Linked DNA regions of Homo sapiens: regions 1, 3, 4 and 5 are each linked to region 2. The links are chromatin loops, found by intact Hi-C in ENCODE. Cell type or tissue: ovary. All regions are shown on one strand.

The links. Peaks named below come from ENCODE experiments on the same cell type or tissue, not always from the same donor. Only the 100,000 strongest peaks of a DNase experiment are listed, where the experiment ranks them.
Region 1: it touches region 2 in a loop (4-fold over the local background); 92 of 110 quality-filtered maps call a loop at or near these places.
Region 3: a loop joins it to region 2, with 2.2 times the contacts of the local background. A loop is called at or near these places in 34 of 110 quality-filtered maps.
Region 4: a loop joins it to region 2, with 2.8 times the contacts of the local background. A loop is called at or near these places in 34 of 110 quality-filtered maps.
Region 5: a loop joins it to region 2, with 4 times the contacts of the local background. A loop is called at or near these places in 93 of 110 quality-filtered maps.

What each region holds. Positions count from the first base shown.
Region 1 is chr22:37,951,671-37,956,670 of GRCh38, reverse strand. It overlaps C22orf23 (chromosome 22 open reading frame 23), which reads left to right and starts at 3,070. Exons shown (of 7, transcript NM_032561.5): 1 at 3,070-3,223; 2 at 3,513-3,624. The coding sequence starts at 3,522. POLR2F (RNA polymerase II, I and III subunit F) reads right to left here and starts at 2,972. Exons shown (of 5, transcript NM_021974.5): 1 at 2,864-2,972. The coding sequence starts at 2,883. RefSeq lists a silencer at 2,737-2,806. In ovary, no CTCF peak of the experiment used is centred here; a DNase peak (open chromatin) is centred at 3,020; H3K4me3 peaks cover 2,077 bases; H3K27ac peaks cover 300 bases.
Region 2 is chr22:37,815,211-37,820,210 of GRCh38, reverse strand. It overlaps GCAT (glycine C-acetyltransferase), which reads right to left. Exons shown (of 9, transcript NM_014291.4): 5 at 4,931-5,000; 6 at 4,711-4,793; 7 at 4,377-4,548; 8 at 3,890-4,011; 9 at 3,314-3,644. The coding sequence ends at 3,493. Among named protein-coding and RNA genes, the nearest start is that of GALR3, 5.7 kb to the left of the region's middle. RefSeq lists an enhancer at 568-1,119 and a silencer at 2,288-2,507. In ovary, CTCF peaks have their summits at 1,340 and 2,412 (motif pointing left); DNase peaks (open chromatin) are centred at 1,340, 1,740, 2,100 and 2,370; H3K4me3 peaks cover 1,305 bases; H3K27ac peaks cover 1,914 bases.
Region 3 is chr22:37,922,662-37,927,661 of GRCh38, reverse strand. It overlaps MICALL1 (MICAL like 1), which reads right to left. Exons shown (of 16, transcript NM_033386.4): 7 at 2,945-3,002; 8 at 1,619-2,001; 9 at 1-251. Among named protein-coding and RNA genes, the nearest start is that of MICALL1, 19 kb to the right of the region's middle. In ovary, no CTCF peak of the experiment used is centred here; no DNase peak of the experiment used is centred here.
Region 4 is chr22:37,931,626-37,936,625 of GRCh38, reverse strand. MICALL1 (MICAL like 1) reads right to left here. Exons shown (of 16, transcript NM_033386.4): 10 at 4,693-4,827; 11 at 3,947-4,073; 12 at 3,738-3,828; 13 at 3,514-3,587. Among named protein-coding and RNA genes, the nearest start is that of C22orf23, 19 kb to the left of the region's middle. RefSeq lists enhancers at 1,990-2,791, 2,792-3,594. In ovary, a CTCF peak has its summit at 2,495; a DNase peak (open chromatin) is centred at 2,535; H3K27ac peaks cover 1,367 bases.
Region 5 is chr22:37,963,213-37,968,212 of GRCh38, reverse strand. POLR2F (RNA polymerase II, I and III subunit F) reads right to left here. Exons shown (of 5, transcript NM_021974.5): 4 at 1,043-1,114; 5 at 1-588. The coding sequence ends at 498. It overlaps MIR6820 (microRNA 6820), which reads right to left and starts at 650; the gene lies at 589-650. RefSeq lists enhancers at 74-574, 2,808-3,307. In ovary, a CTCF peak has its summit at 2,839 (motif pointing right); a DNase peak (open chromatin) is centred at 2,862.

The sequences.
Region 1 (5,000 bases), 140 kb before region 2:
TTGAAGTGGGCGGATCACTTGAGGCCAGGAATTCAAGACCAGCCTGGCCAACAAGGCAAAACCCCATCTCTACTAAAAATACAAAAATTAGCCGGGCATGGTGGCACATGTCTGTAATACCAGCTACTTGGGGGGCTGAGTCACAAGAATTGCTTGAACCCAGGAGGTGGAGGTTGCAGTGAGCCAAGATTGCACCACTGTACTCCAGCATGGGTGACAGAACAAGAACCTGTCTCAAAATAAATAAGAAAAATTAAAAAAAAAAAAAATTCAGAGGCCGGGCATGGTGGCTTTGTATTGTGGCTCTGGGATTAAGCCTGTAATCCCAGCACTTTGGGAGGCCAAGGCGGGTGGAGTTCAAGGCCAGCCTGACCAACATGATGAAACCCCGTCTCTACTAAAAATACAAAATTAGCCGGGAGTGGTGGTGGCACATGCCTGTAATCCCAACTACTTGGGAGGCTGAGGCAGGAGAATCACTTGAACCCAGGAGGCGGAGGTTGTGGTGAGCTGAGATCACGCCATTGCACTCCAGCCTGGGCAACAAGAGTGAAACTCCGTCTCAAAACCCCCCCCCGCCACCGCAAAACAAAAAACAAACAAAAAAAAAATCAAAGAGGGCAGAGATCTGTGTCTCGCCCAGTATGTAGGAAGCACTCAATAAATATTTACTTAATAAGTAAATCAGCTGAGTGCAGTGGCTCACGTCTGTAATCCCAGCACTTTGAGAGGCCGAGGTGGGTGCATCACTTGAGGTCAGGAGTCCAAGACCAGCCTGGCCAACATGGAGAAATCTCGTCTCTGCTAAAAATACAAAAAAATTAGCCGGGTGTGGTGGTGGGCGCCTGTAATCCCAGCTACTCAGGAGGCTGAGGCACAAGAATTGCTTGAACCCGAGAGGCGGAGGGTGCACTGAGCCACGGTCACCCCACTGCACTCCAGCCTGGGTGACACAGCGAGACTCCTTCTCAAAAAATAAAAAATAATAATAAGAAGAAGAAGTAAATCCGACTTTTGTTCCATTTTACCCCTTCAATTTTTCCCCATCTGCCCCCAAATATTGCTAGTACTCATTCATCATCACTGTTTCCCTCTCTACTGGATCATTCCCATCAGCATTTTTTTTTTTTTTGAGACAAAGTCTCGCTCTGTTGTCCAGGATGGAGTGCAATGGCGTGATCTTGGCTCACTGCAACCTCTGCCTCCTGGGTTCAAGCAATTCTCCTGTCTCAGCCTCCCGAGTAGCTGGGATTATAGGCACACGCCACCATGCCCAGCTAATTTTTGTATTTTTAGTAAAGATGGGGTTTCACCATGTTGACCAGGCTGGTCTCGAACTCCTGGCCTCAGGTGATCCACCCTCCTCGGCCTCCCAAAGTGCTGGGATTAGAGGTGTAAGCCACAGCACCCGGCCCCATCAGCATTTCAACATGTGCTTTTCCTCATCTAAAAAAAAAAAAAAAAAAACCCTTATTTCTCTTCTCTCTCCCCCTATAGCCCTAATTCCATGGTGTCCTTTGAAGCAAAAATGTGTGAAAGAGCTGTCCACCCTCACTATCTTCCTCTCTTCCCATTTTGTCATAATCTCACTCCAAAAAGCCTTTCACCCCAACAGCTCCATCAAAACCACTTTCCAAGCTCATTAATGATCTCCACGTTGCTAAATCCAATGGCCAACTCTCCTTCTCATTTAGCCTGATCTATCAGCTGGCACATTAGGCCACTTGCTCTCCTCACTTGACTCCAAGGACACCTCACCCTCTTGGTGTTCCCCCACCTCCCCGGCTTCTCTTTTCCCCCAAGCACTCAATGTCCAAATGCCCTAATGCTCAGCCACGGGTCATCTCCTCTTCTCTACTGACACTCACTGGGAATGGGGTAGCAATCCCACACGTTTCTTATTTTTATCTTCAGACTAGCTCTCTTTGCACCCACATATCCCACAGGTAATTTTTGGGCTCTATCTTTAAAATAGTAATATATCCAGAATTCAAAACCAGTTCTCACCACCTCTACTCCTACCACCCTACTATAAGCTACTGACTTCTCTCATCTAGATTACTACAAGCAGGCCGGGCACGGTGGCTCACGCCTGTGATCCCAGCACTTTGGGAGGCCGAGGCGGGTGGATCACAAGCTCAGGAGTTCGAGGCCAGTCTGGCCAACATGGTGAAACCCGTCTCTACTAAAACTACAAGCAATTAGCAAGGCGTGGTGGTGCACGCCCATAATCCCAGCTAGTCGGGAGGCTGAGGCAGGAGAATCCCTTGAACCCCGGAGGTGGAGGCTGCAGTGAGCCGAGATCGCGCCACTGCACTCCAGCCTGGGCGACAGAGCAAGACTCTGTTTCAAAAAAAAAAAAAAATTACTGCAAAGGACCGTCCCAGACTTTTATTTAATGCCACCCGGTGGAGCTGCCCCAGACCCTCCTCTGGAGTACTCCTATACTACATACGTCTAGAACTGGGGAAGCTCACGCGACCACCGTTACCTGCTTGCTTGCTTACTTATGGGCCTGTGACCCCTTTTCTAGAAAGTGAGCACGTGGAGAGGCAGGGACGATTGTTCATTCACCTCAATATTCCCACTGCATGATACAGAGCCCGGCTCGCTGGAACATTTGCTGAAGGACACCTTTTCTACGGATCCCCTCTGGACCCTCGAGCCTGGGCCCTCCTGTGCCTCCAGCCGGGGCTGTGCTCCTGGGTCGCCCGCCCTTCCCTTCCTCGGCTCCGCCGGCCCCCTCAGGACCCCAGTCCCCTCAGACATTGCCCCTAGACGCCAGGCTCCTCAGCCGACCCAAGCCTTGCCTCATCCGCCCCTTCCAAGGTTGCCGCAAAGGCCACTCCGCTCCCGCACTCACTTGTCCTCGTTGTCTGACATGACACCCTCGCCTCAGCGACCCCGCTGCGCCCCGGTCCCGCGCGGAGACCCGCAAACAGCGACACTACGACTCGCGCGGCTCCTAGCTTATCTTGCGCCTGCGCCGTAACCCAGAGGAAATCACTTCCGGGAGGCAGGACAGAGCGGGGAAAGTGCGCATGCGCTGACTGGTGTGTGCGCGTTTCTATAGTAGCGAGAGGCGCTAGCTGCCAGCTCCAGCAGCCCAGATCGCGCAGTATTTCTGCGTGGCACCGGTGCGGATGCGGCTGTAAAGCAGTGGTCACCGCCTCCGGGAGCCCACTTCTATGTGGAGAGGGGAGCACCCAGAGAGGGTCTTAGGGTGAAATTTCAATTTTGGCATATCACTCAGTGGGTACTGTTGTGACCATGGCTGTGTTAACACTCCCTCCCGAGGAGACTTCCCTGCCACAGGCGCTGGGTCAGAATGAGGACTGTGTGTGTGTATCTGTGTGTCTGGATGGGAGGTTTGGGCACTGTCGCAATATTAACTGGCGGCATCATTCTCTGGCTCGATCCCCGCTTCCAGACTTCTGGGGGTGTTGGGCGTCGGGGAACAGAGATTAGGGACAGGAGACAGGGGGTGTGTCATTGCGTCTTTCCCTCCTCAGAGTCCTCCCATGGCTTCACAGAAGCAGATGGAGGTAGTGACCAAAGGAACTGGGTTCCGGCGCCGCCCCAAGACCATCACTTACACCCCGGGGACCTGCGAGCTGCTCAGAGGTCAGTCCGTTAAAGCAGCGATCCCAGCCTTTTTGGCACCAGGGACCGGTTTCGTGGAAGACAATTTTTCCACTGACGGAGGTGTGGGGAATGGTTTCGGGATGAAACTGTTCCACCTCAGATCATCAGGTATTAGTTAGATTCTCATAAGGAGCGTGCAACCTAGATCCCTCGCGTGCGCAGTTCACAATAGGGTTCGCGCTCCTATGAGAATCTAAGGCCGTCACTGACCTGAAAGGAGGCGGTGAGGCTCGCTAGCCTGCCGCTCACCTCCTGCTGTGCGGCCCGGTTCCTAACAGGCCAGGGACTGGTACCAGTCCACGGACGGAGGGTTGGGGACCCCTGAGTTAAAGGATGAGAGAAGAATGGTGGTAGTTACCCTCTGTAACTCAGTTCCCCCGTACCTGACCTGTGGCTTAGCACTATTTTCCTTTACAGATAAGGAGCCTGGGGTTCAGAAAGCTTCAAAATTCTACTGCATATGCCTTATTCGGGGGCGGGGCGGGGCGGGGGGGAGGGGAAGGTTCAAGGTGCTACACCTTGCCAAAAGTCAAAGAACTAAAATTTTTAGAGTAGTTAACTCCTATGCATCCTTTAGATCACACTTTCAACTTTCCCGAGGAAGACTTCTGCTCCTCACCACCACAGTAGGATCAACTGTTATGTGCCCTCACACATTTTCCTTCACTGGGCTTAGCACAAGCTGTAGTCAGTTATTTGGTGTCCCATCTATCCCTCCAGATCATGAATTTCATCAGGCAGGAACCGTGCCTGTTTCGGCCCACAATTGTAGCTCCAGCCCCTGAAACATGATGAACAAGTATTCATGTGTTCTTTTACTCAACAACTTTTTTGTTTTTTTCCAACAACAACATTTTTAAGTCTACCATGTGCCTTAGACTCTGTTTTAGGTGCTGGGGATACAGCAGTGAAAGAAAATGAGGTGGCTCAAACCGGTAATCCCAGCACTTTGGGAGGCCAAGGTGGGCAGATCACCTGAGGTTAGGAGTTCACGACCAGCCTGACCAACATGGAGAAACCCAGTCTCTACTAAAAGTACAAAATTAGCCGGGCGTGGTGGCGCATGTCTGTAATCCCAGCTACTTGGGAGGCTGAGGCAGGAGAATTCCTTGAACCCAGGAGGTGGAGATTGCAGTGAGCTGAGGTCGCGCCACTGCACTCCAGCCTGGGCAACAAGATGGAAGCTCCATCTCAAAAAAAAAAAAAAAAAAAAAAAAAAAAAAAAAAAGAGAAAGAGGAAAAAATATTTAACAGAGGGCAGAAATTTTATTAAACCAGCAAAAATTCTTATCATACAGCTAATATAGAAGGATAACAATAAAATAAAATATATAGAATTTTAGGTGGTCGTAAGT
Region 2 (5,000 bases):
CAACATGGTGAAACCCATCTCTACTAAAAATTAGCCAGGTATGGTGGTGCACACCTGTAATCCCAGCTACTTGGGAGACCGAGGCAGGAGAATGGCTTGAGCCCGGGAGGCGGAGGTTGCAGTGAGCGGAGACTGTGCCACTGCACTCCAGCCTGGGCAACAGAGCAAGACTCAAAAAAAAAAAAAAAGAAAAGAAAAGAACCAGCTCCTCAAAGGCCCCGGGGTTTTCACGAGGGCTCAGAGGTGCCTCTATAGAGCCTGATGTCACCTTCTTTAGATGCAGAAATTCCTCAATTTTTGGAAGCAGAGTCTCACGGAATTGAAACTATTAGGAATCTAATCTAGACTTGCCAAACCTGAATTCAGAAGCTTCAGAATTGAATTAATATATATATATATTTTTGAGACAGTCTCGCTCTGTTGCCCAGGCTGGAGTACAGTGGTGCGATCTCAGCTCACTGCAAGTGCAAGCTCCGCCTCCCAGGTTCACGCCATTCTCCCACCTCAGCCTCCCGAGTAGTTGGGACTACAGGCGCCCACCACACCCGGCTAATGTTTTGTTTTTGTATTTTTAGTAGAGACGGGGTTTCACCGTTTTAGCCAGGATGGTCTCGATCTCCTGACCTCGTGATCCGCCCGCCTCGGCCTCCCAAAGTGCTGGGATTACAGGCATGAGCCACCGCGCCCGGCCAGAATTGAATTAATTCTGAATTGAATTCAGAATTGAATTGCGCAAAGGAATTGTAGACTCTTATGATCCCTGAATGGCGAGACTCAGCTTGGTGGGATTTTAGAAACTTTGACAGACCTGCAACCACTGCGTGAAAGTAACGCACCCTTAGACTCCCAGAAGCCTGGACGAATGTGCATGCCTGAACCCTGGAACGGGCTGGAAAGCATCTGAGATTCATGACTTCGCACTCCTGGCCCTTGGGAGCCCCCTGCCCACAAGGTCCTTCTTGGCCTAGGGCGATGAGCTCCCAGCAGCGGCAAGGCTAAGCTGATATGAGAGCGGAGGTGGAGGGAAGGAGGAAGGAACAGGCGGCCATAAAGAGCGCGGCCGTGAGCCTAGACCTTGGGTGCGCCCGGTGCCACCTCCATCCACTCCTACTGCCGCTTCTGGTAGCCCGCGGCCCTGAACCCCGTGCGCGACGCAGAGAACAAGGACATTGCGCCCTTGGGGCGGTCCTCAGAGCCTCTGATTCTGCAGAACGCAGACTTGCAGCTGGTCCACGGCCGGCCCTCCCGCCCCGCGTGGCCCTACAGCTTGTCGTGGGCGGCCGGCGACTACCGGTAGGCGCCCAAGCCGAAACACGTGCACCCAGAGCGGCTGCTGCGCCTCCTACAGACACCTTCTGGATGACTGCGGAAGAAGCGCGGCGGCGGACCCGGGCTGGTGCAGCAGGACACGCTGAGCCGCGGGTTGGCCAACGGCGTGGAGCCCTACCGCGATCGGCTAGCCCAGGGGGTCGCGGCGCTGCCAGCGCAGCAGGGCAACGCCAGCGGCGGCTCCTGGGAGCCACAGGGGCGGCGACGCACTTTCTGCGCCGCTGTCTGGATCTCGCCTCGTGCCGCCTCACGTCGGTCTGGGTGGACCTGGGCCCTCTGTTCTGGCCCCGCCGGGTGCAGCACACCGACTGCCACACGTCACCCCGCAGCTGCCCGTGGCGCTTAACATGAGCTGCTGGCTAGAGCAGACCATGCTCATCCAGCTGCTGGCTCGACATTACTGGTTGAGCCCTTGTGCACATCCCCTGCAGCAGCGCGCCTGGTGCCACGTGCCCTAGCCGGTGGTGGTGGGCTGCAAATGTTCCTGCCGCTAATGTGGCCACAGCTACCCCAGCCAGGCTGCCTTCCACCCTCACACCGACCCCCCACACCCCCCCTCCCCCAGCTCCTGGACCCCAGCAGCAAGGTCCTCCGGATCGCAGGCTGGGATTCCCTGAATCCCAGCTTTCAGATCCTGCAGGGCTGGGCCAGAGCCCAGCTCATATTACATTGTTCATCCCAAGATAACAGGCAAATGGGTGGGCTGGAGGTGCAGGACGTCAGAGAGAGACGTAGGGCTAGTTTCATGTCGTTAATGATAAAGGGCCTTTTCGTCCTCTGTCCCAAGCAAACTAAGAGCTTCCCAAGGTCACACCACGCTGAGGGTGGAGCTGCGGGGACCCCACTCCCCACCCCACAAGGGGTCCACAAGGTCGCCAGGGAGAGACCGCCCTCCTCCCGCAGGCCCCTCCAACAGGAAAGCGGCGAGCCGTTGTGGGGCACAAGGGAGGATGGGGCCTTGGCAGCAGCAAATCGCCTCTCCTGGCCTTGACTGCTGGGCAGCCTGAACAGCCGCGGCCCAAGGCCCCCAGTCTGGAGGGGCGGGGCGAGCCGGCGGCCGCGGCCCGTGCTCGCAGCACCCCCTGGTGGCTGATCATCGTAGGCCTTGGAATGAGCGAGATGGAAGGACCTCAGACCTCAAGGCATAGTGGCAGGAGGACTGAGGCACACACAGGGACTGGAGCTTGCCGAAAGCCAGAGTAAGGCAGGGAGAGAGTGGGCGCGAACACAGGGTTCCAGACTGTCTGGAGCTTCCCCAGGGGTGATCCTCATTCTTTTCTTTTGGGCCTGAATCCTCTGCCTCTCCTTCCAAACATGGACACCCAGCCTCCTCCTATCTGGGCAGCTACAGGACATCTTCCAGTGGGGAGAAGGAAGAAGCTAGACTCTAAGACTAGACTCAGGGGCTGCAGAGTAGCGGGCAGTGGCAGGGTAAAAGGCCTGTGGGGCTAGTTCTCAGCAGCCCTCCACAGCAGCACAGAAACTACCCGAGACAAACGGTGGACTGGGCCTATCTCCCAAAGGCCTGGGTGCCAGCTTTTTTTTTTTTTTTTTTTTGAGACAGACTTCTGCTCTTGTTGCTCAGGCTGGAGTGCAATGGCATGATCTCGGCTCACCGCAACCTCCACCTCCCGGGTTCAAGCGATTCTCCTGCCTCAGCCTCCTGAGCAGCTGGGATTACAGGCATACGCCACCACGCCTGGCTAATTTCGTATTTTTAGTAGAGACGGGGTTTCTCCATGTTGGTCAGGCTGGTCTCAAACTCCCGACCTCAGGTGATCCGCCTACCTTGGCCTCCCAAAGTGCTGGGATTACAGGCCTGAGCCACCGTGCCCGGCCACTGGGTCCCATCTTAATCTAGGGAAAGAGGTCAGTGGAGATCTGCAGTCCTCAGGCGCCTCCCCTCAGAGCCCTGGCTCCTGCCTGATTCTTCAACCGGCCACAGGACTGGGCCTGCCCAGAGACAATAAAGCAGACCAGAGTGTCACAGCCAATTTTCACACTGTTGTTTCACATTCTCACAGCCCTCAGCACAGGTCACGTCCCAGCCCAGCTCTGGGACTTTGGTTCAGGGCTCAGAGCCTCTGGTCTGGGCTGATCGAAAACCTCCTTTGACCCTGTGGCAGTAGGCGGACCTTGGCTCTTCTCGTCCTTACCCAGAGCTCAGGGCAGTGCCCCGTGCAGTCGCCCCACTTCCACGAAGGCCTCCACGCAGCGGTCAATGTCTTCCTCGCTATGCACTGCTGAGATCTGTACCCGGATCCGGGCCTTGCCCTTGGGGACCACGGGGTAGCTGAACCCGATGACAAAGATGCCTGGGAGGGTAGAAAGCAAGGGCGTGCCAGAACCAACAGGCTTGGGGGCAGAACACAGAGGGCAAGGGAACTGCCCCAGGTCTCAGATTCGGGACTGCCTCATGGCTTGGGGTGTTCAAGCTTAGACAGACAGCTGGCCTAAGAGGCCGCAGCGTGGCTGGGTACGGGGCTGGGTCACAGTCTAGGGGTTTCCCTTTCTCTTCTCTCAGGACCCACCACCAGTTCCCTTGTCTCAGCACCCTTACCTCTCTTCAGCATGTCATCCGCCATGCGAGAGGCCAGCCGGGCATCACCCAGCATCACAGGGCAGATGGGGTGACTGGCTCCCGAGATAGTGAAGCCAGCAGCTTCCATCTTACTACGGAACCTGTGGGCACAAGGTGTCACAGGTAGCTAAGGGGCCGTGGAGCATTCACACCCGCTCCTTGCAGGGACCAGGCCCGAGGTCTATGCCCAAGTCTGCAAGAAGGATCAACAAAGACAGTTACAAGCTCTAAGAGGCAGAGGGGAGCCAGGCAGGGGGCAGGGAGAACAACAAGGGAGGTGGAAAGACAGGAGGGATAAGAAGGAGACACAGAAGCTAGAGGGGAGAGGCAGGGACAGAGAGAAGGGAGGGGAACAGGCAGAAGCAGACCCGGTGGGCACAGAGCTGTCTGTGGGCCTGGGCAGACACATGAGGCTGGCTCTCACCACGTCTCTCCGCCCCCGAGCCTGCCCTGCTGGGAGTCGCACCTCTGGGTCTTGGCAGCCATAGACTGGACAATGGTGTTACTCCCCATCAGCAGATCTAGGGCCTTGGAGGCGCAGCCAACGACAGCAGGTGGCAGACTGTTGGAGAAGAGGTATGGCCGGGCGCGCTGCCGCAGCAGGGACACCAGGGGCCCAGGCCCTGTCGTGTAGCCCCCTGAGAAGAAGGGAAGAGGTGGGGGGAGGGGTTGGTCAGGGGCCAGAGCCTACCCAACCCCCTCCTGAAAGTACAGTCCATGCTGCCCTCCCCACTTCCCTGAGCCCCTCCAGGGCCCTTCAAAAGGACAAGGGGACCCCAGGGACACAACCTTGCAGGTACCTGATGCTCCACCCAGGGCCTTCCCCAGGGTGGAGTTGATGATGGTGACCTGGTCCATCACACCCAGCAGCTCATCTGTGCCCCTGCAAGGGAAGCCACCGCTGCTGTCACTGGCCTCCTGAGAGCCCAGGGATTATGGATCATGCTGGGGACTGGCCTCCTCGTTTCCCAGCCACCCTCAGAAGCCCCACCCCAGGCCTCAGGTGCCACATGGTCCCACCGTCCTGTGGGCCCCAGGAAGCCAGTGGCATGGCATTCATCCATGAAGACCAGGGCACCATATCTAGAGG
Region 3 (5,000 bases), 110 kb before region 2:
TTCCACTCTAGGCTCCACTAGTTCCCCAGAGGAGGCCAGGGAGGAGTTGGTAGAGAGGCTGACAGGGTTTCCAGGGGTACCAGGGGCATGGACAGCAGGCTCTGAGGAGCTCTTGGGCACAGCTGGCGGCTCCAGAAGCTCTGCACCTGCAGTCTGGCTGGCGCTCTCAGACGACAGGCTCTCCACGCTGAGCGCTGGCGATGGTGTGGCCGAGGGCGGCTCCGAGTGCGAGAGGCGGGAGGCGTGGAGAGCTGTGCGGACGAGCACCAGGACACCTCACAAGGGGAGCACCACAAGGGCTTCCAGCCCCACCTCCCGGCTCCACTCTCAACAGAGCCGCAGGCAGCCCCAGAAACCCAAGCCCTCCACATCGAGACAGGGCCAAGGCCCAGGGAACAGCAAACGCCCGGCAGGACGGAAGTCATGAGGTGCATCCAGCCACCCGAGTCCAACCCGCCCGCCTTGCGTTCTGCCTGCTGCCTCCACTTCCCCACACTCCCCATAGCCCCCATGAGGGCACCCACAGCAAAACCACCTTGGGAATGCCAGAGGAAGAGAGGTGGCCCCTCCTCTGCCCCTGATCTGCAGTGCGGAGGCAGAGGGGAGGAGCACGCAGCCCTCGCAGCCACCAGCTCTGGGACAGGCACTGCCGGGCACCAATTTATCTCCTCGTGGCTGATGGATATGATGCTTCCAAACACATTATCTGCATTTTCCAGATGAGGCAACAGGCTTAGAGAGGAGAGGGCACTCGCCCCAGCACGGGGTGGGACTGAATCCACTGTATCTGACTCCAGAGCTCATGCTCCTCTGCTGTCCCCTGAAGCTGCCCACCACTTCCACCCAGACAGGCCAGCCTCAGCTGGGGTCCCAGGGCTCCGCTCAGACCCCCTGAGCACCTGCCTCTGCCAGCTCTGGCATGCTCTTGCCCCACTGTGAGAGGGGGTCCCATGGAACTCTCAGAGGCGGCCAGACCCAGCCATGGTGAAGGTTAGGGCCAAAAACCCAGCTCAGGGTATCAGAAGACTGGGAGAAGGTGAGGGCCAAAAACTCCAGCGTTCCTGGGTGAGGGGGGAAGCACTGGGCGGAGGAGGCCCAGCAGCCTGGAGCTGAGCCACCATGTCACATGGAGGACTACAGACAGACTCAGGGACAGTCAGAGTCATTACACCTGGTCACACATGGCCAGGTGAGAGCCCAGGTCGCTCAGGAACTGCAGCGACAGTGACAGAGTTAGGCAGGATTCAAGCAAACGCCTCCTTTCCATGAGCCCCTCGCTGCACTGAGCACACCACTAGACAGCACGTTTAACGAGCACGACAGGGAGGGTGAAGAGATGGACTCGGGCCAGACTCCGTGGGTTCAAATCCTGCCTCTCCTGCTTAAGCACTGAGAGGCTTTAGGCAAACTACTTAGCCTCTCTGTGCCTCAGTCTCCTCACCTGCAAAGTGGAGGTGACGATACCTACTCACAGGTTTGCTCTAGGATTAAATGAGAAGTCACCCATGAAACACGTGGTGCCTGGCCTGGTAGGCTCTGCCCCACCACACCCCCTCCCCAGGCCCGGGCCCCACCCCCGAGTTCCGACTGTCAGGAGAGCTCCAGGAAAGGCACTCACCCAGTGGGGACGCGCTGGGTGCGCGCGGGGCAGGGCGCTTCTTTGTCTTGGGGCTGCTGGTAGGGGTGATGCCGTACCAGGGGTGCAGGGACTTGGGTGTGGACTCCGGGTGGCCCAGGGCAGGGCTGGTGGCCAGGCTGGGTGCAGCTGGAGCCTCTTCCTCCTTGTCCTCCTCCTCCTCCTCAAAGGGGTTATAGGGTTTGGACTCCAGGCTGGCCGTTGGGCTCGGCTGGGCCACCTCCTCGGTGCCTCCATTCTCCACCTGCCTGCTGTCCTGGCTTGGTGGCCCCGGGCTGCTGCTTGGGGGAAGTGGGGCTGGCTTCTTCTTTGGTTCTGCCTGCACCAGCGTGATCCATGGGGGGTCCTTCCTGGGGGCTGGTGTCCTGGAGGAGGGGGGAAGCAGCAGAAACCATTAGCAGAGGCAAGGGTCAGCTTCCTTCTCTCTCTAGACAGTTTTGACTCTACTTCAAAGGGGGTGGATGAGAAACGGCTGTTTCCCTTCTCCCACCCCCATCCCCATGGGGACAGTCTGAAATGGAATGTTACAGTCACAGCCTTTGAGGCCCAGAGAATGTGAACCTTCAAGTCACAGAGCTGCTGTTAACCCAGCCCAGGAAAGGATCGACCAGGGGCTCTGCCACCTACAATCCATGTACCCTGGGAAAGTCACCTGCCCTCCCTCTGTATTAGTCTCCCTTTCCACTCAATGGGGACCTTAATAATCCTTGCCTCACAGGGTTGGTGTAAGGATGCAGTGAGCTATGGAGTGCAGCACTGGGCGGGGCACTGGGGCACCTGCTCAGTGCCAGGGACTCAGTAAACGTTAACAACTGGCACAGCCATGGCCCACCTGGCTCCCTACAGACCGACCACATGGGGGAAGCATGGCCCTCAAATAACAGCTGAAGTAGATGTCCTCCACGTGAAGCAGGGTCCCGTGCTGCAGGACCTGAGGGACTGGTACTACAGCTGAGCTTTTCCAGGTCTTTCTATACTCTGCTGCTAAGCCTCAAATCAACTCTATAATCAAGCCTCGGCCTCCCATGTTACAGGGCAAAGGAGCCTGGAGAGGCAACGGGTACCAGAGGTGGCTGCCTGCACCGGGCACTGCCCACAGGAGCAGGGACCTGGGGAGGGGGCCAGGCACTGGCCGCAGGAATCCCGGGGTGAGCCTCAGGAGAAGGGGTGTGGGCCCAGCTCTCCTTCCCCTCCTGAGCCCCGCCCTGCCCATCCACAGGAAGCCTCTCTCCCTACCCGGCCCCAGAGTACCCTGATTCCCACCACCAGGACCTCCAAAGCAGGAAAGCCCCTCAGGGATCGACATACCCCTCGGACGGCTTCGGTGTCCCCCTCGGCTTGGGGACAGGCAGTTCGTGCAGTCTCCCTAGATGGGAAAGGAGAGTGAGCCAGGCCTTCATGGGCAGCAGGAGGTGGGCACCCAGGGAGCCAGCCACAGCACCTGCCTCCCCAGGAGCGCCCCGCCTTCCTCCTGGCACCCTCGCACCTCCCCAGGCCAGCCCATGGAGATTAGATAAGCACCCAGGTGCCTGAGAACAGTCAGGGGTCAAGGCCAGGCCACCTGAGACCCCGTTTGCATTTCATTTGAGAAGAAACCCAAATCCCCTCAGACACCCCCCGCCAGTGTGGGCAGAAAACATCATCTCAAGTCAGCCTGGGAGCCACCTCCTCCTGGAAGTCCTGGACTCCCAAGTGTCCTCTGTGAATCCCACAGCAGCCCCTGCTCCCCTCCTTCCAACTTAGCAAGACTTCCACAATCCACTGAAACCCTTGCATCTGTGCCTGTCTCCACCTCAACACTGGGAGCACCCTGAAGGCACAGATAGGCCTGAACAGTAATCTGTGTCCCCAGCGGTCAGCTCAGATCCAGCCTCCACAAGAGCTGAACAAATAGAATGTTCTGGTGCAAGTCGCAGGGTGACCCTGGGAGTCTCTCTCCCCGTGGCCACCAATGCCTTCCCTAATGGAATGATAAGGGCTGCCCAGCAGCCTTATACAAGGAGTCTCAATCCTACAAGCTCACGGAAACCCAGGGAGGTCATCTGGGAGCATTCTACAATGTGGGGTTGGGGGAGAATGCACCCACAGAATGGGCCAGGGGTCTCCACTGCAGCTCACACTGGCTCCGGGGCCCACCTGACCCCTCTGCTCTCCCCCAAGCCCCTGAGCTCTCCCCTTCTAGACATAGACAAGCATAGAGGCTGGGCATGGAGGTCACCTGCAGTGTGCCTGTGGATGGGCCAGGACACACAGGAAGGACACCAATGTGCAGAGTCCCAGAGAGCTCGGGGACACACGGGCACATGCAGAGTGGCACTTACTACACACCCTGAAACTAAAGCCCACAAGAACAGATGCAAAAGAGCGCATGCAGAGGGAGGCAGTGTAAGGGCGGGGCCTGGGTCTGTATTGTTTGCACCGTCCCAGCATGGAGAACAGAGCACGGCAGAGGCTGCAGGAACTCGGCATTTGGGGCAGGAATTAATATCCTCAGAAACAGGCCAGGCATGGTGGCTCAGGCCTTAATCCCAGCACTTTGTGAGGCCAAGGCGGGCAGATCACCTGAAGTCAGGAGTTCGAGACCAGCCTGGCCAACATGGTGAAAACCCATCTCTACCCAAAAATACAAAAATTAGCCAGACATAGTGGTGTGCACCTGTAGTCCCAGCTACTTGGAAGGCTGAGGCAGGAGAATCGCTTGAACCTGGAAGGCAGAGATTGCAGTGAGCCGAGATTGTGCCATTGCACTCCACCTGGATGACAGAGTGAGATTCCGTCTCAAAAAAAATAAAAAGAGCCCGGCACAGTGGCTCATGCCTGTACTCCCAGCACTTTGAGAGGCTGAGGTGGGCAGATCACCTGAGGTCGGGAGTTTGAGACCAGCCTGGCCAACATGGTGAAACCTCATCTTTACTAAAAATACAAAAATTAGCCAGGCTGTGGTAGCCTGTAATCCCAGCTACTCAAGAGGCTGAGGCAGGATAACTGATTGAAGCCGGGAGGCAAAGGTTGCAGTGAGCCGAGATCGCACCACTGCACTCCAACCTGGGTGACAGAGTGGGATTCCATCTCAAAAATAATAATAATAGGCTGGGCACAGTGGCTCACGCCTGTAATCCCAGCACTTTGGGAGGCCGAGGCAGGCAGATCACCTGAGGTAGGGAGTTCAACACCAGCTTGACCAACATGGAGAAACCCCGTCTCTACTAAAAAAAAAAAAAAAAAAAAACAAAAAAAAACAAAACAAAATTAGCTGGGCATGGTGGCGCATGCCTGTAATCCCAGCTACTCAGGAGGCTGAGGCAGGAGAATCGCTTGAACCCGGGAGGTGGAAGTTGCAGTGAGCCGAGGTCAAGCCACTGCA
Region 4 (5,000 bases), 120 kb before region 2:
CCACCGCGCCCGGCCAGGGCCTACAAGTTCTTAGGGAAAAGAAAGTTGTGACAGAAGAGACCAAGGACACCAGGCTGCCTACCAAAGAGCCCTGCAAGGGGCCCCAGCAGGGCCAGCACAGCACCTACTGCAAGAACAGGGCAGCACCAAGGGTCTCATGCTCATGTTCATTCATCCATTCAACAAATGTTCACTAGGTGGCTTCTGGCGGGAGGCAAGATTCAGGAGGGACAGAGTGGGGCAGGGGCGAGGAGACAACAGGGAACCCCAGGGCTCCTCCAGCAGGAGAAGCAACACAACCCAAGTGACATACTGGGACATTTATCCAAGGCTGTGGAGGAAGGTAGACTAGAGGGGATGCTGGGGGCAGGGAGCCCAGCAGGAGGCTCCCCTGAAGCTGGGCACACCTGCTGCCCCTCCTGCCTCCTTTCCTCTCAAGGCCCCAGCCAACCCACAGGACCACCCCCAGGGGCCCACTGGGGCCCTAGTATTTCCCCCTCCCCCAGCCTGCAGGCTCCAGGGATGAGTGCCCACACTTGGCCTTCCCTCCACAACATCTACCGCCACAGGCTTCCCTGGCTTCAAATAAATATCCTAGGCCGGGCCCGGTGGCTCACTCCTGTAATCCCAGCACTTTGGGAGGCCGAGGCAGGTGGATCACCAGAGGTCAGGAGTTCGAGACCAGCCTGGCCAAATGGTGAAACCTCGTCTCTACTAAAAATACAAAAATTAGCGGGGTGTGGTGGCACACACCTGAAATCCCAGCTACTAGGGAGGCTGAGGCAGGAGAATTGCTTGAACCTGGGAGGTGGAGGTTGCAGTGAGCTCAGATCACGCCACTGCACTCCAGCCTGGGCAACAGAGTGAGACTCTGTCTCAAAAAAAAAAAAAAAAAAGTAAATATCCTTAGCCAAGCGTGGTGGTGGGCGCCTGTAATCCCAGCTACTGGGGAGGCTGAGGCAGGAAAATCGCTTGAACCTGGGAGGCGGAGGTTGCAGTGAGCTGAGTTCACGCCATTGCACTTCAGCCTGGATGTCACAGTGACACTCCATCTCAAAAAAATAATAGGCCGGGTGCGGTGGCTCACGCCTGTAATCCCAGCACTTTGGGAGGCCGAGGTGGGCGGATCACGAGGTCAGGAGATCAAGACCATCCTGGCTAACACGATGAAACCTTGTCTCTACTAAAAATACAAAAATTAGCCGGGTGTGGTGGCGGGCGCCTGTAGTCCCAGCTACACGGGAGGCTGAGGCAGGAGAATGGCGTAAACCCAGGAGGCGGAGCGTGCAGTAAGCCAAGATCGTGCCACTGCACTCCAGCCTAGGCGACAGAGCGAGACTCTGACTCAAAAAAATAAAATAAAATAAAATAATAATAATAACAAATAGGGCCAGGGCTTGGCGCGGTGGCTCACGCCTGTAATCCTAGCACTTTGGGAGGCGGAGGCGGGTGGATCACGAGGTCAGGAGATCGAGACCATCCTGGCTAACATGGTGAAACCCCGTCTCTACTAAAAATACAAACAATTAGCCGGGCGGGGTGGCAGGTGCCTGTAGTCCCAGCTACTAGGGAGGCTGAGGCAGGAGAATGGTGTCAACCTGGGGAGGCGGAGCTTGCAGTGAGCCGAGATTGTGCCACTGCCCTCCAGCCTGGGCAACAGAGTGAGACTCCATCTCAAAAAATAAAATAAAAATAAATAAATAAATAAAATAAAATAAATAAATAAATAGAGCCAGGCGCAGTGGCTCATGCCTGTAATCCCAGCACTTTGGGAGGCTAAGGTGGGTGGATCACAAGGTCAGGAGATCGAGACCATCCTGGCTAACATGGTGAAACCTGGTCTCTACTAAAAACACAAAAAATTAGCCGGGCGTGGTGGCAGGCGCCTGTAGTCCCAGTTACTTGGGAGGCTCAGGCAGGAAAATGGCGTGAACCCGGGAGGCAGAGCTTGCAGTGAGCCGAGATCGCGCCACTGCACTCCAGCCTGGGCGACAGAGTGAGACTCTGTCTCAAAAAAAAAATAATAATAATAAATAAATAAATACCCCCCCCCAAAATAAATAAATAAATATCCTGAAGCCCCCTCAGCCACTGCCCCTTTCCCCTATGGCCTCACCTTGCCAAAATTGAGGAGCAGGTGGCCCAACCTGGTTCTGGGGACAGAGCAGGGCCTCCAAATCACCACCCAAGTTTGAATCCCACTTTGCCATTTTCCATATCTGGGGCCTGGGTAAGTTATGTCCCCAGTCTACACGTGGGGAAACTGAGACTCAGGGACATGAAATCTTTGACCAGTGTCACACAGTGAAGGTGGAGCTGGTATTTGAACCTGGCAGCCTGATGCCCCCAAGCAATGGCCCTCATGGTGTACTGTACTCGGAGCCTCATACACCAGCTTCACCTTCCAAAAGCAACATCCGGGACAGGCTGACAAGCCCGGGACGCACAGCCACCACACGGGGGCTGGAAAAGCCACAGTAAGCCCTGGGGCCGGGCTAGCCAGGGAGGCAGAGGAGCCGTGCCCGCTCTGGCCACAGGGCGCCGCTGTGGCTCTGAGTGGTGGCCACGCCCCAGCCTCCTGCAGAGTTGGGAGTGACTCACACAAGGCAGTGGAAGCCTGGGACATTCTGTGGCTTCCCCTGGGACACTCCAGCCTCCCAAATTCCCCAGTCAGTAGACAGTTCCCCTGCCACCATCCCCACAGTCTGGAGGGGCTGTGTGTGCAGGGACAGCCCCAGATCAGAGACATGGATGGAAGCCCAGCCCCGTCACCAACAGCCAAGTCCCTTGACCTCTCTGGCCCTCCACTTCCCATCTGTCAAGATGGCCCTTGCCCAGGGCTGGCACCATGCCTGAGCCATAAGAAAGTGGTCAAAAGCTTTGGCTCCCAACTCTGGAATCTCCATAGTCCTGGGGTCTCTGCCTGCAGCTGCGGTTCACTGCATTCCACGGTCACAGGGCGTGTGAGGAGCCCTCCTCACCAAACCCCAACTCGGCCACATGGTAACCATCAGCCATCAGCCCTTCAGAGGGTACAGAGTCCACGTCCACTGTCTCCTGGTCCCAAGAACACCCGAGGACGTGGGGACCTTCATTCCCATCTTACACCTGAAGCCACTGAGGCTCAGTGAGGCTAAGAATCCTGCCCAAGGTCACACAGCAAGTTAGTGGCAGAAGAAGGAACAGTCTGACCCACGCACAAAACAGGCTGGGCTGGTCCTGGGCCTGATCTTCATTCACTGAGAGCCTGTCATCCCTGGTCCCTCGGACGTCCACACCCTACACTGTCTGTGCGGTTCCTTCTCCTACCACAGCCCCAGCCAGCTTACTGCCTGTTACAGTCTCTCCCATCCTTGGGGGTGACCCAGACAGCCCTGCCCCGCACCTCCTCCTCTGGCCCTGTCCCCAGTCTGCCTGTGCATCCTACTGGGGTTTTGTCTGCCCGCTCCCCCACTCCTCCGTGTCACCAGGCCCCAGGGCAGGTGCCAGGGGAGTGCCAGTGGCTGCACTCACCTGGCTTATTGAGGAGGCACCGGAGCTCATACTCGACATCAGCCTGGCGCTGCTCCAGGTTCTGCTGCTTGAAGCTAGGGGTGGGAATAAGGTGACTCTTAACAATTCTGCCCGAGCCCCGGCTGCCCTGCCCTGCGCTGTTACTGATGAGGGAAGAGGGTAAGGGTTCTCCATTCTAAGCTCTACGGATTCCAGGGAGGGATGCCCCAGGCGGGGGGACTCACACATAGATGAGCTCGGACTCTCGCCGCACCAGTAGGTGCTTCTCGTGGATGAGCTTGAACCAGTCCACCAGCATGTCATCCTCACGGCCCTCTGGAAGCCAGATACCCACTGAGGCCAGGGCTGGCTGCCATGCCTGGCTCAGTTCCCCGGGGAATAGAGGCTCCTGCCCCCAGCCCCACCCAGCAGGCCCTCCCAGCCGCTCCCGCACCATTCAGGCCGCCACGCAGCTTCTCCTCCAGCAGCACCCCACGGTGCTCCAGGGCATCCAGCCGGCGCTCAATGGTATCCATCTCTCCATGGATGTCCTCCTCAGGGATGTACTGGTCAGCCTGGACCTGCCCAACAGTGCCTGGTCACCTGACGGCCTGCCTGGTTGCTGCCAGGAGCCTTGCCCTCTTCTCTGGCCAGCATTGGCCACTGGTGGCTCCAGGGCCCGGGCCCTGTCCCCCACCCCAGCATGGTAAGAAGGCAGGGTCCCAGTGGGGAAGGGGCCAGTGTGGGGACAGCCACAACCCTGCATGCCACTGGTCCCAGCACCAACAGACACTCCAGAAGGTGGCATGACTCCCTGCCCTTCACGGAAACGCCTCCTCTCTGCCACTCCAGAAAGGGTATCACAATGTCAGTGAGAGTGACCTTATTACAGAGATAAACTTGAGAACACTCTAATCAGCTTAAGTAGCAGTGTTATCATGAGTGCTTGATACTTGAACTTGTTAGTAACAAATTAAATGCACCACCCACTGCTTTTGGTGGTGAAGGGCTGATCTGCTCCAAATCCCTCCAGGCTGCAAGCTAGACCTTCCAGTTGGGCCGCCAAGAGTGCTCTCTTGAGCATCTGAGGCCCACTGCCTAGCCAGCCAGCCTCCTTAGAGTCCCAGGGGAAGACTGCAGCTGCAGAGTGGGGGTTGCCAGCCCAGGCCAGCCTGGTCTCGGGGGGCTCCCAGCTGGTACCTTGCGTTTGATGAGTGGAAAGCCGTGTCCAGGGGCAGGTGGCCTCACTGGCTTGGATCCCTTGGTGGCCTTCTTTGTGGCTGGGGACGCTGCAGGTGATGGCTTCCGGTTAAAAGGATTCTCCTTGCAGGAGGACTAAAGGGAAGGAGACATGACAGAGGGTGAGCCTGGGAAGAGGGCACGTGAGACCCCAGCAGCCTCATATTTGGGAACATGGAAAGCAGGCCAGCACTCCAGGGCCAGCAGGACCCAGGCAAAGAGACAGTCTCCTTGAATTCCGTCTCTGATGCACTCAGTCATTCAATAAA
Region 5 (5,000 bases), 150 kb before region 2:
CCTGAAAGGGGATCCGAGCCCACGATAAGAGGCTCGAAGCAGGTCCTTAGGAAACAATGGGTGGCTTGATGAGACCTGCTCTGTGATACTCCTGAGAAGGGAGAAGCCCCTGCAGCCAGTCCCCACTGGAAAGGAAATTGGGGGTTTCCGTGGCAACCAGCTCCCTGGGCACAAAGACTTGTCTGTCTGCTTGGAAGGCAGCTGAGGTGTCTCCCCTGCAGCAGCCTTTGCTCTGGGGAACAGGGAGATGGAGGGAAGGATGTGGGGGATCCAAAGGGGCTAAGGGCCCCTGGTGCTTCTTAAGGAGCTGACAGTCACAGGGCCACTGGAATAGGTGCATGCTCCACGCAGCATGGCGGTAACGGGGAAGCAACAGGTGGTGACATTGCAGATAAGCAGAGGGGAAGGGGGTTGGAAAGTTGAATATTTTATTATTTACACATATAAAGTGAGAATGAAAATTGGGCATGGGGCAAGGGCAGGAAGATGACTCCAGCTCAGTCGGTGATGATGAGCTCGTCCACCCCCCAGTCTTCATAGCTCCCATCTGGCAGGTAACGGCGAATGATGATGGGGATCTTTCGGGCCCTGTGGCAGGGGAGAAGTCACAAGTACATGAGGGCTGGTGACCCCAGCTCTGCCGCAGAAGGAACAGATTGTGTGCAAAACACAAGCAAAGAGAAGTCTTAGGAGCAGCCTCTTGGGGCTGATGAGTGTACTTTGTAAGAAAGCAATTACAAGAAAAAGAAAGTTTTTATATCAGACAAGAGGGGGAAGAATGACAGAATATTGGTAAGGCCTCCTGCAGCAGGAACAGGGAAATTCCAACAGCCAGAAGACGTCCATGTCTCATCAGTGCCCTCCCACTTTCCCTGCCTCCTCTTCTCTCTTCCTCCTACTTCCTGGTGAGCTGTTCCTAAGGATCTGTAGGAATAAGCATCAACTTCTCCAGCCAGGCAAGTGGGAGCAAAGGGTGCAACAGAGAGCCCAACAGATGCCTCCCAGAGATTTGGAGAAGTGAACCATGATTTGAGTGACTTACTTGAGTTCCTTCATGGCAATGAGCAGAGGATCTGTCTCCCCCTCCAGCTCCACCATCACAGGGGCACACATCCTGTAGGGATAGGGACAGGTGTTAGGGAGACTACAAACCCAGGGAGAAGGGCCCAACAGGCAGTGAGGGTGGAACGGCATCCTGGTCCCCACCTAGAAACGTCATCTTCTAGGTAGGCAGGCACAGTAGGGAGTGGTGTGTAGGGGCACTGCCAGAGATCTTCCCTGGCAGAGGCCTATCACAGACTCCGGAGTCCAGCGGCCACAGCAGAATGTCCTGGTGGAAAGGGAGACATGTGCAAAGGCACACCATTCTAACTGCTCCAACCCCAGAGCCTTGCCTCAGTGCCCAGTGCACCTCATTTCAATTTCTATTTTCTCTCTCTACTTTTTGGAGACAAGGTTTCACTCCCATTGCCCAGACTGGAGTGCAATGGGGAGATCGTGGCTCACTGCAACCTCCACCTCCCAGGCTCAAGCAATTCTCCTGCTTGGGACTACAGGCATACACCACCAGCTATGCTAATTTTTTTATTTTTTGTATAGATGGGTGAAATTAACATTTCGCCATGTTGCCCAGGCTGGTCTCGAACTCCTGGGCTCAAGCAATCCGCCTGCCTCAGCCTTCCAGATTGCTGGGATGAAAGGCATGAGCCACCATGCCCGGCATCATTTCCATTCTCTATAGACACAACACCTCAGTAGAGGCCCTGCCCTTCCTGCCCAGCCCTCCCCACCCTTCACCTGAGGCCAGCAGTCAGGGGGCTCACCTGCTTACAACACTGTCATGACTCCCCTTGGCTATCAGGCCAGAGTGCAGTCTGGTCCCTGTTTGCCTTCCTAGCACAGTCCCGTGCTACTTTCCTGTATTTACTCCACATTCCAGCCATACCAAACTATTTCTGGTTCCCTAGATGCGCCATGTTGTTTCCCTTTTGTGTGCTCTTACAAGCTCTTCCTCTCCCTAAAAACCTGCGAGAGGTTCAGATGTCTCCACCCTGGAAATCGTGTGCTGACTCTTCAGTACCTGGACTCATTTTGCATATACTTTTCTTGGCACCAATCTCATTGAACTGTAACTACTTGTTTGGAAACTTTCCACATTAGACCATGAGCTCCTAGTGGCCCAGAACCACATGTGATTCACCACGGAGGCCCAGCCCCCAGCATAACACTTGGCCCACAGTGGGGACTCTACCACCAAGCAAAGGGATGCCAATTCTAGGCCCATCTCCTCTAGGAAGCCACCCCTGATGATTCCAGCTCAGGTTCACACCAACAAATCCAGAATTAACAGGAGAGCATGCTAAAAAATACAGGTTCCTGGGTCCTTCCCCAGACCCCCGGAATAGAATCTCTAGTGAAGCGGCCTGAGAGCCTGCATTTGCAAAACTGCCCAGATGATTCTGATAATCAGCTAGTCTGAGAGCTACCAGCTTACTAATTTTATTACTAAATATTTCGATTTATATTACTCCCAAAAGCCTGAAAATTTCCCAAGGGCAGAGATGAAGTATTTAACTTTCCCTATATCCTCTCTTAATAAGTATTTAAACTTTCCCAAAATATAAAGCTTTAAAGAATGTGGCAAAATACCTGATCTGCATGTGCCTGCTTTCTTTCAAAATATAAATAATTCAAGGGCATTCACTCATTCCGCACCTATTATGCACATGGAATGTGCAAGAATGTGTCCTTAAGTAATTTAATTTTTCTTGCACCATGGCTTCTACAGAGAAACACATCAACCATCCAGTTAAGAAGTAGATGTGACAAACATCATCAGCCACCAGGTGGTGCTAATGAACCAGACTGAAACCCCATCCAAAACCTACCCAACAAACAGTTGTTCTGGCCAGGTGCAGTGGCTCACGCCTCTAATCACAGCACTTTGGGAGGCTGAGACAGGTGAATCACCTGAGGTCAGGAGTTTGAGACCAGCCTGGCCAACATGGTGAAACCCCGTCTCTACTAAAAATACAAAAAATTAGCCGGCCGTGGTGGCACATGCCTGTAGTCCCAGATACTCGAGAGGCTGAGGCATGAGAATCGCTTGAACCAGGAGGTGAAGGTTGCAGTGAGCCGAGATGGCACCACTGCACTCCAGCCTAGGTGACAGAGTGAGACTCCACCTGCACCTACCAAGTGCAGAGTCCCATTATGGCTGTACAAGAGCTTACAGCAGGCAAGGAGCCACCAGATGGTGTCATAGCCCTTAAGTGGAAAGAGCACTAAAGACTGGAATGAGCTGGATCAAGCTTTGCTCCCCAAGAAAAACAGGACACTTGGCTGGGCACAGTGGCTCACGCCTGTAATCCCAGCACTTCGGGAGGCCAAGGCAGGTGAATCACCTGAGGTCACGAGTTCAAGACCAGCCCGACCAACATGGTGAAACACCGTCTCTACTAAAAATACAAAATATTAGCCAGGCATGGTGGCGTGTGCCTGTAATCCCAGCTACTCAGGAGGCTGAGGCTGGAGAATTCCTTGAACCCAGGAGGCAGAGGTTGCAATCAGCCAAGATCATGCCATTGCACTCCAGCCTGGGCAACAAGAGCAAAACTCCATCTCAAAAAAAAAAAAAAAAGAAAGAAAGAAAGAAAAGAAAAACAGGACACTTGGATTTATGAGTGGCCTGGATGCTGGATGTTGGCCTCAAAACCTTTAAGTGCTGCACACTGCCCACCAAATGAACTCTAATCTTCTGAACCTGTCACTCACAGGACCAGTGTCATCTTCTCCAGCCTTATGCCCCAAGCTGCTTATGATCCCTCATCACAAATCCACAACTGCCTGCCTCCACCTGGACCTTTCCTTGGGCTGTTTCTGGCACCTGGAGTACCCACAAAACCAACTCTCTTTACCTGTCCCCACTAGAATTCTAATCCCTTCACAAGGCTTTCCCAGTCACCTCTGCAATAACTCTCTTTGTACCTTTCATAAAGCACCACTCGCATCTGCCTTGGGTTGTGGGTACCTGTGCACAGGTCTATCTCCCCCACCAGAAAACACCTGGAGGACTGGGGATTATGTCTTTTTTTTTTTTTTTAATTATTTTTGGTAACAGAGTCTCACTCTGTCACCCAGGCTGGATTAGTGGCACGATCTTGGCTCAGTGCAACCTCCGCCTCCCAGGTTCAAGCGATTCTCTTGCCTCAGCCTCCCGAGTAGCTGGGATTATAGGCGCGCGCCACCACACCCGGCTAATTTTTGTATTTTTAGTAGAGACGGGGTTTCACCATGTTGGCCAGGCTGCTCTCGAACTCCTGACCTCAGGTGATCCGCCCACCTTGGCCTCCCACAGTGCTCGGATTCCAGGCGTGAGCCACCGCGCCCGGCTGGGACTACATCTTTAATCATCTCAGCATCCTATCAAGTGCTAATGCAGTATCTTTCTTCAGTGCTGAAAGACTGTTTAACTTGCAAATAAGCAGTCTATTTGTTTTAAAAATAACTTATGAATTCTTCTTTCTACTGGGCCACTTTTAGCCTATATTAGTGTGCCCCATAGAATGCTCTGCAATGACAGAAATGTCCTATCCCCCTGTGCTATCCTTTATGGTAACCAGTAGCCACATGTGGCTACTGAACACACTTGAAATGTGGCTAGTTGTAATCCCAGCACTTTGGAGGCTGAAGCAGGGGGATCACTGGAAGCCAGGAGTCTTTTTGTGAGACCCTGTCTCTACAAAAAATTAAGACATTAGCCACGTGTGGTGGCATTAGCCTGTAGTCCTAGCTACCTGGGAGGCTGAAGTGGGAAGATCACTTAAGCCTAGAAGTTTTGAGGCTGCAGTGAGCTATGATAGCACCACTGCACTCCAGCCCGGGTGATAGAGCCAAACTGTCTCTAAAAAAATAAAAGAAAAGGCTGGGCGTGGTGGCTCATGCCTGTAATCCCAGTACTTTGGGAGTCTGAGGCAGGAGGATCACCTGAGATCAGGAGT